Regions from separate parts of the Mus musculus genome. Here region 1 is linked to region 2. Evidence: chromatin loops called from intact Hi-C (ENCODE). Cell type or tissue: heart. All regions are shown on one strand. Each heading gives the region's core, and the rest is flanking DNA. Links, peaks and the distances in the headings are about the cores only.

Region 1 (7,317 bases), core at 746-5,745, 160 kb before region 2:
ACTCGGTGGAGGGTCCTGGGTGGGTTGGGAGACTCACCTGAGGCGGCCAAGCCGGGCCGGGTCGGGCCGCGCCGGGAGCTGGAGGCGGCCAATGTTCCCCGGCGCAGGCTGAGCCGACAGTGACAGCCGCCTCCGGCCCCCCGCACACACCCCTCCGGGCCGCACGGCGCCCCCGCCCGCCCACTGTCTCCGCCCCCGCCCCTCCCCGCTCCCCCGGGCTGCCACCTCCCCTCCTCCCTCCCTTCAAGCCCCGAGACCCCGGGGAGCGGGAGCCCAGACACACTCCAGTGGTAGATTCAGACAGACCGACAGACCCGCAGACCCGCAGCGGCGGGGCAGACACCCACGTGACAGACGGACCGCAGCCTGCGGAGACACCAGACACCGTTCACGCAGGCGACAGTCTCCTGCGGTGACAAGTCACAGACAGACCGGTCGCCTTTCACGGACGGAAGGACACACTGACAGCTCTAATCCAGAAAGATCAGAGGCCTAATATTTGGCATCTGTAACCAGGACAAAGCTTGGGGCAGGGTAATAAGAGAAGAGACACGAGAAAGCCTGACTGAGGACCCCCTTCAGCTGACACTGGTAGAAAAGATGACGTGGGACATCTCTGTGGAGACGAAAGAACACCTGTAGGAACAAATAACAGAAACACAGGCTCTCCCTTATAGGAAAAGACCCCTGTGGGCAAGAAGAGGTGACACGGGGACAGCTGAGAAGCCAGACCACATAGTGGCAAGCAGAAGGCTGTGGGGAGATGCTACAATGCACTCTGCTGCAGCTCTGGAAACTTCCGGAACCCCCGAGGGTGGGCTTGAGCTAATTCCCCTGACCGGTGACCTCCGGCTGTCATCACAAGGGTCCGGCTGGTCCATGACATCACCGGGCCAAGCTTTCATTGGTTGTTGTGGCTAGCAGGTGGGAGCGGCCTACACTTGGAGCCCCCAGCCTGTTTGGGAGTCCCTTAGACCACACGCCCAGCCTTCTAGGGAGTCTCCCACCTAGCTGCACCTTAGTGACTGTGGGAAGTGTGCAGTTTTGTGCCCACGCGAGATCACTACATGAAAGAGACAACTGGCTCACGGGGTGGGTGGGGGCATCTGGCTCTGGAGCCTGCGGGCCGCTGCTGCGTGGGCGACTGGCCTGCACGCGAGAGCGTGGGGACGTGCGTGCGCGCACGCGATATGGGGCGCTGCGTGGATCTATGGGGGGTAGGGGGACACGTGCACGCATGCTCGCTGTGGACGCCGGGAGCTTTCCCTCGAGCCCCAGACACTCATCACTCATCAGTCACTTCCTCCGAGCAAGGGGCAAAGGCGCGCTGTCTTGCAAAAGGCTGGTCCCCAGAAGATACCAGCGCAGAGTCCAACCTCTCCCAGATATGCGATTTTCATCTCTCCAAACTGCGACATCCCCCCCGCCCCCCCCCCCCGCCCTCCAACCCTCCTGTCCCTGGAGAACCTGGCCACTGCATGCCGGGAAACTCATCTGCAGTCCAGCTCACTCGCGACGGGTCCGTGCTGACTATCGCCAGGTGGCGCCAGAGGCTGTCATTCGGACCTTGAGGACTGGGGTGGGACCAACCCTTGATTGTCTCTTTCCTGGTGTCTCTGGAAAGAGGAACAGACAGGGTGTGTGTTACTGTTGCTGTGGGAGAGAAAGAGTCTGACGCCGCTTCTGAGCATGGTAACGCCAGATTATTAAAACCGTGAAGGGAAATGAGGGAATGAGTGAGGCCAGTCCTGCCCAGTCTTGAAGCTCAGCGCCTTTAGCCTATAAACAGGGTCCAGTTAGTGACAGTATCTTGTTCCTTATCCAGTTGTTCCAAAAACAGGTGATGCTGGGCAATTTATCTCTTGACCTTTGTAACTATGAGTTTGTCTCACTGAAAGAAAGATCCTGGGACAAGAATAAACTGTCGATGGGCCTCAGGTTTACCATAAATCCATAATAGCTTAGACAGCTTAGTAAGCAAAAGGGCAGGAAGAGGTTTGTAAGATGATCCAGTCAACCAAGACGTTTGTCGCCGAACATACTTAGGACCCACGTGGTGGAAGGAGAGAACCAACTCCCTGAAATGTGTCCTCTGACCTCGGGATGTACCCTACCCTCCATAAATAAGTGCAAGAAGTGGAGGAGGAGAAAGAGGAGGGCGAGGAAGAGGAGGGGGAAGAGGAGGGAGAGGGAGAGGGAGAGGAGGAAGAAGAAACAACTCTGAAGACAGCCATGTGAGATTACACTTGACATCAAGTATCAGTTGCTTTTAAGGAACCTGGTGCTACCTTTCACAGTATCCTGCTTTACCATCTTCAGAAAGTGACTTCCAACAACATACGGTGTAACAAGGCTCCTGGAGTGTCAGCCATCAGTCACATCTGCACCCTCCAAGACAGGATAAATGATGTTCTTGCTCTGTTTAAGGCCATTTCCTGGAAACTGACACACAACTCTTGAGTTTCCATCCTACTGGCCAAGGTGTATTTCTAAGGTGTTGTTTGCTATGAATGCGGTCCAAAAAGGTTGTCTGTGTTTTGATGTCTGGACTGATCTAAAATTTGACTGTATATATATATTTTTTAAAGATTTATTTATTATTATATCTAAGTACACTGTAGCTGGCTTCAGATGCACCAGAAGAGGGCGTCAGATCTCATTATGGGTGGTTGTGAGCCACCATGTGGTTGCTAGGATTTGAACTCAGGACCTCTGGAAGAGCAGTCAGTGCTCTTACCCGCTGAGCCATCTCTCCAGCCCAAATTTGACTGTATTTAAAACATTTTAATTGCATTTGATAGATTTATCTTTTGTGAATATGTGTAGAGGTCAGAAGACAATTTGTGGAAATCAACTCCCTCTATCACATGGGTCCACAGATCTCGGTAGCAAGCCCCTTTACCCACTAAGCCTTCTTGTCTTTCCCTTGGCTGTTTTAATGATAGGAACAAGGAAGACTGGATCCTAAAGAACATTACCAATTTGCTAAATGCTAAATGACACCTTCCTTTGTTTTTGTCATCGCAGCTCTTAAACACATCCAAATCTTCGGATTCCAAAGATGCCCTCATTTCTTTCACAAAACCCGCATCCCAAGTGCTCCCTTCCCCTAACTGGTGCTCTAGAATTTGCATGAGTTCTCATGCCATGCCTGAGTTGTCCACTGGAGGGCGCTGTTTGAGATATGGGATCCTGTTGAAGGAGAAACATTCATAATGTCTACTAGAGGGCACTGCTTGGGACTTTAAAGGCCATTAGAGAAGGCGCATCTAGAGTGGAAGTCTTTGAGGGCACTGTGAAGTGGGAGAGGTGTAGGACAAGGGGTCCTAAACAGGGAATTTCTGCTCTGGGTACTGGTTCCTGACCTAGGTTCTTCCAGTGCAGGACCAGAGGGCTCGGTTCTGGTCAGCTTAATCTTAGGTTTGTTCGACTGGGTCTCTGAAATAGCCATTGAGTGACTCCACTGAATCTAGGTTGTAGCTCTTCAAGAGTGGGGAACCCGAGGCTAGGCAAAGCACGTTCCTTTTTCTTTTTTTTCTTTTCTTTCTTTCTTTCTTTCTTTCTTTCTTTCTTTCTTTCTTTCTTTCTTTTTTAATATTTATTTATTTGTTATATGTAAGTACACTGTAGCTGTCTTCAGAAGAAGACAGCATCAGAAGAGGGCATCAGATTTTGTTACGGATGGTTGTGAGCCAACTCAGAACCTTTGGAAGAGCAGTCGGTGCTCTTAACCTCTGAGCCATTTCACCAGCCCCACATTCCTTTTCCTGCTCATTGTTTTCTATGTCCCTTACTTAAGATTGTCCTAAAATTCAAGGGTAGGGGCGTGGCTTAGTGGTAGAGCCCCTGCCTAGAATCCCCCAGGGAGGGGCTGGGGGCGTGGCTCAGTGGTAGAGCCTCTGCCTAGAATCCCCCAGTGGGGGGCTGGGGGCGTGGCTCAGTGGTAGAGCTCCTGCCTAGAATCCCCCAGGGAGGGGCTGGGGGCGTGGCTCAGTGGTAGAGCCCCTGCCTAGAATCCCCCAGGGAGGGGCTGGGGGCGTGGCTCAGTGGTAGAGCCCCTGCCTAGAATCCCCCAGGGAGGGACTGGGGGCGTGGCTCAGTGGTAGAGCCCCTGCCTAGAATCACCCAGGGAGGGGCTGGGGGCGTGGCTCAGTGGTAGAGGATGTTGGTTTAGGATGTGGAAAATCCTGGGCTTCTACCCCCGCCCAGCACAGGGGAAGTCAAGGAAGACAATGTCCCATTATTTCAGGAGCAGCCTTAGCCTTGGATTACACTTTTGAAACCTGGATGGCTGAGGGGTACTGCCTTTATAGAACGGTGGGAATATCACTTTGGAATATCTTTTTATCTTAAAATATTACATCTTGATATTTATTTAAAGTCTGTCTCTCTTTCTTTCTCTGTGTGTGTTCACAAGTGTACCATGTCACATGTGTGGTGGTCAGGGGATACGTTTTGGGAGTGGTTTCCCTCTTTCTACCATGTGGGTTCGGGGGGTATGGAACTTGGGTCATCAGGTCTGATGCACCTTTGAGCTATAACTTCAGTGACTGCGAATATTTGCCATTGTACCCAGGAGAGGTGAGAGAGTACCATTAGTGAGTTAACACAGACTCAGACGGCTCTCAGAGGCTGAGCAAATTCTTCCCCTGCTGTAGCTTCCGTTTGTCCATGGCCCAGGTCTTCTCTGAAGCTGTACTCTTCTCTGGCTCTGCTGACACCTTTCCTAGCAAGGAAGTGGTATAAAATGCTTGCTGATGGGCACCTGCCCCAGGACTTCCCACTCACCATTGTTGTTGAGCTCTTGGGGTTTCCAAGTAAGTTGGAGAGGGAGGGGGGTAGGCAAGTTTGGTTGGTGGAGAGTGGGGCTGTAAATACGTATTATTACGTACTTATTTATGCTTAAGGTTTCACCTCCTTTTACCTTCCTCTCTTACCAGGATACCTGTGGCTCTCAAGCCCTCCCTTCTGTCCCTGCCCCCTGCAGAGAATGATCTGGAAGGATTCTCTGTTTTGGAATCTTTGAGAGCTGTTCTACTTTCATTTCTGTTGCTCTGATGAAACAACCTACGAAAAAACCAGCTTAATAGAGAAGAGATTATTTTAGCTCTACCACTTGAGGTTACTATCTGTGACTATGGGGTTGTCATAGGAGGGCACAGCTAATCACATCACATCCATGGTCAGTCAAGAGCAGAGATACAGGGATGCATGTAGTTTACTTGGTTGCCCTGCTAGATTTCTCCACTCTTATGTAGCTTAGGGAATGGTGCCACCCATGGTGGGCAAAGTCTTTCCACATCAATTGCCTTAAGAAAATCCCACAGAGATGCTGGACAGCTAAATGTAAGTAATCCCTCCCTCACAGAGATTATTTTTCCAAGTGAGTCTAGGTTGTGTCAAGTTGATAGTTAAAGTTAGCCATCCTAAAAGTCACGGGGTCCTAGGAAACAAGGAAAGGTCCTCAGAAAACGCACTTATCCCCAGTTCTTCCCCCAGAGCTGGATATCTTGTACCTGCATCCCTCCCTAAGATGCCGAAGACACTCTTAGTCTACAGGTTCAACACCGTGAACCACCCCTTCCTACCAACGAGGCTCAAGAGAACCAGAGAAGTAGAGAGACATATAGGTAGCGTCAAAATGAGGAAAGAGGCTGTCATAGTTTTTACCAGCTTGACACATAACTGGGTGGGGAACTCAGTAGAGGAACTGCCACCATTAGATTGATCCATGGGCACATCTGTGGGGTATTTTCTTAATTGCCAACGGATGTAGGAGGGTCTAGCCCACTGTGGATGGTGCCATCTTTGCATAGATAGGCCTGAGCGGTGTAAGAAAAGCAATCTGTGGAAGCTAAGCCCGAATGCCAGAAAACAGTGTTCCTCCACGATCTGTGCTTCTGTTTCTGCCTCCAGGTTCCTTCATTGGTTTCCCTGGATGATGGGCTGTAACCTCTAACCAAGTAAGGCTTTCCTCACCACAGTTGCTTTTGGTCAGTGTTTTTATCACGTTTGCTGTTGTGTTTGGACATATGTGAGTGGGCGGCGTGTGGATGCCAGGGATCATTCTTTTTTTTTTTTTTTTTTTTTTTTTTAAGATTTATTTATTTATTTATTTATTTATTTATTTATTATATGTAAGTACACTGTAGCTGTCTTCAGACACTCCAGAAGAGGGAGTCAGATCTCTTTACGGATGGTTTTGAGCCACCATGTGGTTGCTGGGATTTGAACTCAGGACCTTTGGAAGATCAGTCAGTGCTCTTACCCGCTGAGCCATCTCACCAGCCCGCCAGGGATCATTCTTAATTGGTTTTCTACTTTATTCCTGAGGCAAGGTCACTCAATCAAACCCAGAGCTCACCAATGTGGCTCCTCTTATTTACCTCAGCAACACATCCAAGGTTTCTATGACCAGGGTCTGGATGTAGTAAGCAAAATAATTAGCAAGTGATGTCTAAAATAACTACCACATTCTGTCAAGAATGAACATCTTGAGATTACTCTGCCCTTTATCTAACTCTGTGCAAATTACGTTTTTTATGGGCTGTTTTGCCCTCAAAAACTCTGGATCACTGAGTTCGGACATCAGGAGTCTTTTCAGAAGCATAAGCCCTCTCCAGTCTGGTTACCGGTAAAAAAGATTTACCCCCTCCCCCCACATTTTAAAATTTGTTTTCTCCTCTCCTACATTACAGCCAGGCTGCAGTTTCCTTTCTCTCTATTCCTCCTAGTCCTCCCCCAAACTCCCCTTTCCCCTAAGATCAACTTCTCTGTTGCCCTTCAAAGGAAAAAAAAAAAAAAAAGCAGGCTCCCAACTTAAAAAAAAAAAAGATTTATTTATTTATTATCTGTAAGTATACTGTAACTGTCTTCAGACGTCCCAGAAAAGGATATCAGATCTTTATTACGGATGGTTGTGAGCCACCGTGTGGTTGCTGGGATTTGAACTCTTAGCCGCTGAGTCATCAATCCAGCCCGGTTCCCAACTTTTAATTGGCTTAATCAGCGTGATTGTCAATAATTATCTCCTATCCACCATTATGCTACCACACCCAACTTATGTGGCAGCTGGGATAGGACACAGGACACGGGGCTTTAGACGTGCTAACAAGTGCTCTACCGATGGAGCCGCCATATCACTAGTCCTCAGAAGTTTGTGCGTGTATTTATTATTTATTATTTATTTATTTATTTTCCGAGACAGGGATGCTTCAAGGGACAGTGGGCTAGGTGGTGACAAGAGTTCTACCTGCAATTATATTGTTTTTTTTTTTTAAATACATTGATTTTGTGTGTGTGTGTGTGTGTGTGTAC
Region 2 (7,317 bases), core at 709-5,708:
GCTGGCTCTGCCCCACCCCCACCCCCTTCACGCAAGCGTACTGGGATTACAGCAGTGCCTGCATCCAGCTTTTACATGGGTTCAGGGAGGGGCTGAGTCAGCGCACATGGAAGACATCTTTCCCCACTAAGCCATCTCCCAGGCCTGGGGATCTTTATCTATGATGGAGTTAGGAACCTGGAAACGCTAGGTGAGAAGTTACTGTCTTGTGTGCCCATCTGTGAAACCTCTGTAGACTTCACCATTAGTAACAAAAGCTTACCCTGACTATGTCCTTTCCGGGCAGAGCCTTTCAGACATGATTAGGGCTAGATTGGTTATCAGTCCCCATGATTAATTCCAGTGGCCTATAGGTAGAAAGAGAGACCAGAAGGTACGTGTCCAGGCTCCCTGTCTCTTGGCCTCTGATGACCTGTGTCCTCTTGGCACTCTGAGGACCAGACCCAGTCCTTCAACCTCATGCCTCCAGAACCATGAGCCAAAACACACCCTTTCCCCTTATAAGGCTACCCTGCCTCGTGCATTTCGTTACAGTCACACAAAGCAGACTAAGTCACCGTTATATAAAGGATACAACATAATTGAATTATGAAAGCCGATGAGCTCATTCTGGGAGGAAGTATGAAGGGAACAGAGATACAAATATTGTGAACTCCAGGGTCAGGATGATAAAGTTGAGGAATATGGCTTAGTTTAGGATGCTTGCGTAGTGTAGATTCCTTTGCCCAGAAAGCTGCCTAAGCCAAGTGTGGTCCGAGAACACTCGAAACGCCAGCACTGGGAAGGTTGAAGTCAGAAGGTGAGACTCAAGCTCTGCTTTCAGCTGCATGAGACGGGGATGCTAACAGGGGAAACAGAGGTCAAGGAGAAGCAAGATAAGCCAAAGGGACTGGAGTGTTGCAAGAGAAAGGGACGCGCAGAGAAGAGTCTGAGTGGGTGGCATGATGGGATTCCAGAGCCAAGGCAAAGGAAATCACTGACCCAATCCTATCCTTTAAAAAAATTGTTTCTATTTTTATAACTGTGGAGGGGGAGAGTCAAGAGGTTAATGCCATGTGTCTTCTACAATGCCCCCTGTTTCACGTGTCAAACCCTGAGCTCATTTATTCAGCTAACATACCAGCCAGCTTGCTCAGGAGGCCTTCCGTCTCTGCTTTCTTGAGCCCTAGAGTTAGAGCCTGGCCATCTATGCCCATCTGGGTATTTGTGTAGGTGCTGGGAATCCCAACTGTGGTCCTCACACAAGCGCTTTCCACACAGAGCTGCCTCTTAGACCCCATCTACTAAAGAAAGCTTACAAAGGAATGAGCTTTGGGACAGTGAGGTGGCCCAGTGGATAAAGGCTCTGGCTGCCAAGCCTGTGTTCCATTCAGGGAGAGACCTCTGCAAACTGTCCTCTGACCTCTATGTATGCAACACACACACACACACACACACACACACACACACAAACACACACAAACACACACACACACTGTAATTTAAAGGCGCAGTTTTCAACTTATGCACAAGTCTCTTTACACTCTGTTGGGACCCAGCCCCTCCCTCACTGCCTGACAGAAGCAGTTGAGGCAGGAAGGGTTAATTGTGCTCCCACATGGTGGGACAGACGGAGCAGTGCAGCAGCTCACATTGCACCTACAGTCCAGGACCCCAGCCCATGGGATGCCCTGCCCATATTTTCAGGGTGGATCTTCCCCTCTGTTAATCCAGTGCAGATACTCCCTCACAGGCACGTCAGGAGGTGTGCCTCCCTCACAGGCATGTCAGGAGGTGTGTCTCCCTCACAGGCATGTCAGGAGGTGTGTCTCCCTCACAGGCATGTCAGGAGGTGTGCCTCCCTCACTGACATGTCAGGAGGTGTGTCTCCCTCACAGGCATGTCAGGAGGTGTGTCTCCCTCACAGACATGTCAGCTGGTGTGTCTCCCTCACAGGCATGTCAGGAGGTGTGTCTCCCTCACAGGCATGTCAGCTGGTGTGTCTCCCTCACAGGCATGTCAGGAGGTGTGTCTCCCTCACAGGCATGTCAGGAGGTGTGTCTCCCTCACAGGCATGTCAGGAGGTGTGTCTCCCTCACAGGCATGTCAGGAGGTGTGTCTCCCTCACAGGCATGTCAGGAGGTGTGCCTCCCTCACAGGCATGTCAGGAGGTGTGTTTCCCTCACAGGGATGTCAGGAGGTGTGTCTCCCTCACAGGCATGTCAGGAGGTGTGCCTCCCTCACAGGCATGTCAGGAGCTGTGTCTCCCTCACAGGCATGTCAGGAGGTGTGCCTCCCTCACAGGCATGTCAGGAGGTGTGTCTCCCTCACAGGCATTTCAGGAGGTGTGTCTCCCTCACAGGCATGTCAGGAGGTGTGTCTCCTAGGTGTTTCCAAGTCTTGTCAACTTTAGTCATGTGATAGCGGAGAGAGGCGGGTGTGCTGCTAGGCTTGGTGTCTGAGATAGAGAGGTTAAAACAGTTAAGTGAAATAGTTCTTTTTTTCCAGATAGTCTTATGTGGCCCTGCTTGGCCTCAAAGTCTCTACCTAGTGGAGGCTGACCTTGGTCTTCACACCCACCTGCCCTGGTTTAGGTGGTCTGTGGATTAGCACTGAGGGCTTCGTGAGTGCTAGGTAAGCACCCTATCAGCTGAGCCATATCCCAGCCCAGGATGCCTTCAAATGAGGCAGAGAGTGCAGCTTCTGATAAAAGAGGCATCCGGGTACACCAGACCTCCCCAGACTCACTGCTCTCTGGCTATGAACAGCCCATTCCTCTCTCCATCAGCTAAACATGGGAAGGTCACCAGGAAAAGGGTGTGTGTGTGTGTGTGTGTGTGTGTGTGTGTGTGTGTGTGTGTACGCCCACGCGCTCCCACGTGCATGCACGACTGTGTGTTGTGTTCTGCTTTGTTTTTGAGACAAGGTTTAACTCTGAGCCGTGGGAAGCCGGGAACTCACTACATAATCCTAGTTATCCTTGAATTTATGATGATCTGCCTCAACCTCCGGAGTGCTGGGATTATAAGATTAAACGGGGCCTCAGGCCGCCCAGGCTGGTTTTAAACTTGATATGTAGCTGAGGATAAACTGGGACTTCTGATCCTCCTGCCTCTACCTCAACAGTGCTGTGACTACAGGTGTGAATCCAAGGCCAAGTTCCTGTGGTGCTGGCGTGGGAAGCCAGGGTTCTGTACGTGCTTAGACGCACGCATGCACTCGGCGGTCTGAGCCACACCCCTCAGGCCCATTGTCTTGGAAGCTTCTCAGAGACTCTGTTAGTATCCCCAAAGGAGCCTCTCACAGGGGAGTCGTTCTCTCATAAGCCAATTGGCGAAGGAGAAAAACACAACGGAGGCAGTGTTGCCATGGCAACATTATGATTTGTTAGTTGGAAGACTGTAGATCCCAAGGGAGGCACAGAAATAAGGACCCTCTGAGGTTCAGAAAGGAAGAGAGGTGGTTTTAATGGGGACTGGAAAGCGGTCATTCTTTAGTGAGGGCAAGGTCAGCTTTGGAAAGGTGCCTAGCGCCCTCTGGTGGGTAAGTGTAGTAAGAACGGCTTTGGAGTAGATGGTTCCACATCTGTCTAGGGCAGCCCTGGGAAGAGGGCTTTGCCCAGCAGAAGGGCAAGTTCGCTGTTGTACGGTGCTGTGTTGTTGTTTTATTTTGTTTTTGTTCGTGTTGGGGCATCTAGCCCAGGCTAGCCTTGTATTAATCGACCTTCCAAGTGTCAGGATTACAGGCCCGCATCACACTAGGCCTTAGCTGCACTTTAAAATGGGCATCATGGGCCAATAGCAGAGGTGCCTGCCGCCATGCATGAGACCCCTGTGGAGTTTTAAAATCCTTACATGAACACTACGAGTTCGTTTTACTCTATGCTACTTTCATTATAACCCCCCCCCGCAAGAATGTAAGCATTTTTTTAAAAGTTTTGCTATTTTATTTATTATTATTTATTTACTTATGGGAGAGGGGCATACATGTGCCACCACACACACGTGGACGTCAGAGGACAATTTGCAGGGGACAATTTCCACCGTGTGGGTCCTGGGGATCGAACTCAGGTTCAAACTCTTGGCAGCAAGACCCTTTACCCGCTGTGCCAGCTTGCGGGCCTTCGATGGTTCTTTGTGATGACGGTTGCTGATGCACACACTGGTAAGTCACGTGAAAGGGAAATAAAAGAGGGCTGAGAGTCAGGTGTGGATGAGAGCCACATGCTCGCTCCGGCTGCACCCGGTCACCTGGCAGAGAGACAGCCTCAGAGGAGTTCTCAGCTCCATAACTAACACCTGACATACAGAGGCAGAGGAAAACCCCAGTCACAAACAAAGTAAACACAGGAAGAGAAAAAGCATGCGGGCAGCAGTCTTTGCAAGTTAAGACCTGACTTTGATCGTCTGGAGCCACATGCAGTCTTGTCCTTTGTGACTGGGGAAGTAGACAGGCGAGTCCCTGAGACTCTCTGGCCGGCCAACCTGGGCTATTTGGCGACCACTGAGAGATCCTATCTCAGAAAACAAGATGGTTGGCGCCTGAGAAAGGACCACCAGGGTTGACCTACAGACACTCGTCCCGTCAATGAAGTAGACACAAGCACACAGGGTAGAAACGAAGCTGGCCTTCCCTGTAGCAGGAAGTACTGAAAGGAGAGCCGGACCGAGAGGCAGGCTGATCTCTGTGAGCTCCAGGACAGCCTGGTCTACATAGTGAGACCCTGTATAAAAAGAAAACAAAACAACAGATGTGTCCTTTAGTCTAAACCCCCTCCCCCACTCACTTGCCAAGAACAGTTTCCCCTCAGTATGGAAACAGCAGTTTGTTACACAGTCTGCAGTTTGTTACACAGTCTGCAGTTTGTTACAGTCTAGTCCAGGTACTGTCCTGCTTTCTTTCACTTCCTTCTTCCTTGTACATTTTGTGTGAAAGGACACCCGTGGGCAAGCCCCAGTGCCTTGCTCTCTTTTAGCTCAGGCTAGCCTCAAATCCACTACATAGCTAAGGACGACCTTGAACTCCAGATCTTCCTGCCTCTACCTGGGATTATAGGTGCGGATCACCACTCCTGAGTGAATGGGGGGGGGGGGTTCACATGCACTTTGTGTGTGTGCTGGGGGAAGTCATGTGGAAGTCAAAATTCAACTCCATCAGTCCATCAAAGCTTTGGTTAGGTTTATTGTTATTTTCAAAGACAGGGTTTCTCTGTGTAATAGCCCTGGCTATCCTGGAGCTCACTCTGTAGACCTGTTTGCCTCTGTCTATGGAGTGCCAGGATTAAAGGCATGTGCCACCACCGCCTTGGCTTACAGTGTGACAAGGTCTCTCACTGTACTGGAATACACCAGTGTGGCCCACAGGCCCCGGCCTCCCAGCACTCCTGTTACACATGTCAGTCACACAGGCTCTGGGGCTCACACTCACCCTTATACAGCAAGCATTTACCAACTGAGGTTTCTCCCCAAACCCATTTCTTTTTTAACTACAGTCTATCAAGATGAGACAGGAGGTAGAGAAAACCACTGTTTCTTTGAAAATACATCCTTTTTCCTTGAAGAATGTTTTTAAAAGATTTATTATGTATATGGGTGTTCTATCTGCATGTACACCTGCATGCCAGAAGAGGGCATCAGATCCCATTACTGATGGTTGTGAGCCACCATGTGGTGTGGGGAATTGAACTCAGGACCTCTGGAAGAGCAGTCTTATGTGCTGAGCCATCTCTCCAGCACCCCACCCCCCCAGAACATTGTTTGTTTGTTTGTTTGTTTGTTTGTTTTGAAATAGGGTCTCTCTACATCTCCCTGACTCTCCTGGAACTCACCATGTAAGGCAAGATGACCTGAAACTCACAGAGATTGGCCTGAGTGCTGGGACTGAAGGTGTGTGCCAACATGCCCAAGTAAGAGACATTTTTATATAAGGTTTGTCCTCATCGTCCAGTAAATCTAAGAAAACCAATGACAGTCAGACGTGGCAACACACATGCCATCCTGTAATCCCAGCCTTGGCGGTGGAGGCAGAAGAGGCTGAGTTCACGTCCATCCTCAGCTACATGGAAATAGTGGAGCCAGCCTGGGCTATATAACACCCTGTCTTAAAAATAAATAAATACCTACAAGCAGTACTCTGTGATATATGGACAAATCTGAACTATTCCAGTGATCTCTGTCCCATGAGACAAGATACTAGATAGGCTCAAACAATATATATGAGTATATGTACACACACACACATACACACACACACACACACACACACACACACACACATATATATATATATATACACACACACATATACTTATATGAGGGTTTCTCTGTGTAGCACTGGCTGTCCTGAAACTAGCTCTGTAAACCAGGCTGGCCTTGACCTCACATAGATGTTTCCCAGGCTCGCTCTCTCTCTCTCTCTCTCTCTCTCTCTCTCTCTCTTGCTCTCCCTATCTCTCTCTGACACACACACACACACACACACCACATACACATTATAAAATCTAAACAACATAATTCTAATAACCCATAGATCAAAAAAAATGATAAGCAAATGAGAAAATATTCTTAATTTTAATGAAAATTAAAAGTCCAGGGCCAAGGCTAAACCTCAGCAGTAAAGACGCCCACTGCTAAGCCTGGCGGCCTGCATCTGGGCCCCACAACATGGTGGAAGGAGAGAATCGACTTGTGCATTTTGTCCTCCGAGCTCCACACATGTGCAACGGCACAGTGACATACACACACAAAATAAATAACCGTGACTAAGACATCTCTTTAAAGAAAAAGAAAAACACGGCTCGCAAAGCTGGCCGAAAGCAGGGCCTTGGGTGGGTTTGTATCGGCTCACGGGAAGTTCTGTGAGTCTCTTCCCAAATTCATGCTGGCAAAACTTCACACTGACACCTTTAAGCTCTCCACGGTAGGAACGCTCACAAAAGGAACGTGTAAGTGAAGCCAAGAGCAGCCAGTCGTGCACACTAGGAACCCCAGCACTCCAGAGGCTGGACACGGGGAGATCAGGAGTTTGAGGCCAGCCTCTGCTATACAGTGAATTTGAGGTCAGCCTGGGCTCCAGGAGGGCCTGTCTCAAAAATAATAAACCGCTAAATGGTGATTTGTTTTTTATTCTGTCCTTAGAGAGCCAGAGCTTGAACACTTAACCAGCACAGACTGCAGGAAGAAAAAGTAAGGCTTCCAGGTCAACTACAGCTTTAAAAAGCTTATTTCAGAAAAGAACAAAGAGGGAGTGGCGAGATGGCTCAGCAGATAAAGGGGCTTGCCACCAAGCCTGACAACCTGAGTTCAGTTCCCGGGACCCCTGTGGTGGAAGGAGAGGAAT

The links. A loop is a pair of places that touch in the nucleus more often than their neighbours do. Peaks named below come from ENCODE experiments on the same cell type or tissue, not always from the same donor. Only the 100,000 strongest peaks of a DNase experiment are listed, where the experiment ranks them.
Region 1: a loop joins it to region 2, with 5 times the contacts of the local background. A loop is called at or near these places in 21 of 42 quality-filtered maps.

What each region holds. Positions count from the first base shown.
Region 1 is chr5:137,281,088-137,288,404 of GRCm38, reverse strand. Gm42456 (a long non-coding RNA gene) reads left to right here. Exons shown (of 4, transcript XR_003955815.1): 2 at 4,681-4,817; 3 at 4,941-5,346; 4 at 5,917-6,059. Ache (acetylcholinesterase) reads right to left here and starts at 151. Exons shown (of 5, transcript NM_009599.4): 1 at 38-151. In heart, for the core only: CTCF peaks have their summits at 1,334, 1,544 (motif pointing right) and 3,175 (motif pointing right); DNase peaks (open chromatin) are centred at 1,074 and 1,534; H3K4me3 peaks cover 928 bases; H3K27ac peaks cover 847 bases; H3K27me3 peaks cover 531 bases.
Region 2 is chr5:137,118,998-137,126,314 of GRCm38, reverse strand. No RefSeq gene overlaps it. Among named protein-coding and RNA genes, the nearest start is that of Trim56, 6.4 kb to the right of the region's middle. In heart, for the core only: a CTCF peak has its summit at 5,571 (motif pointing right); a DNase peak (open chromatin) is centred at 3,394; H3K27ac peaks cover 362 bases.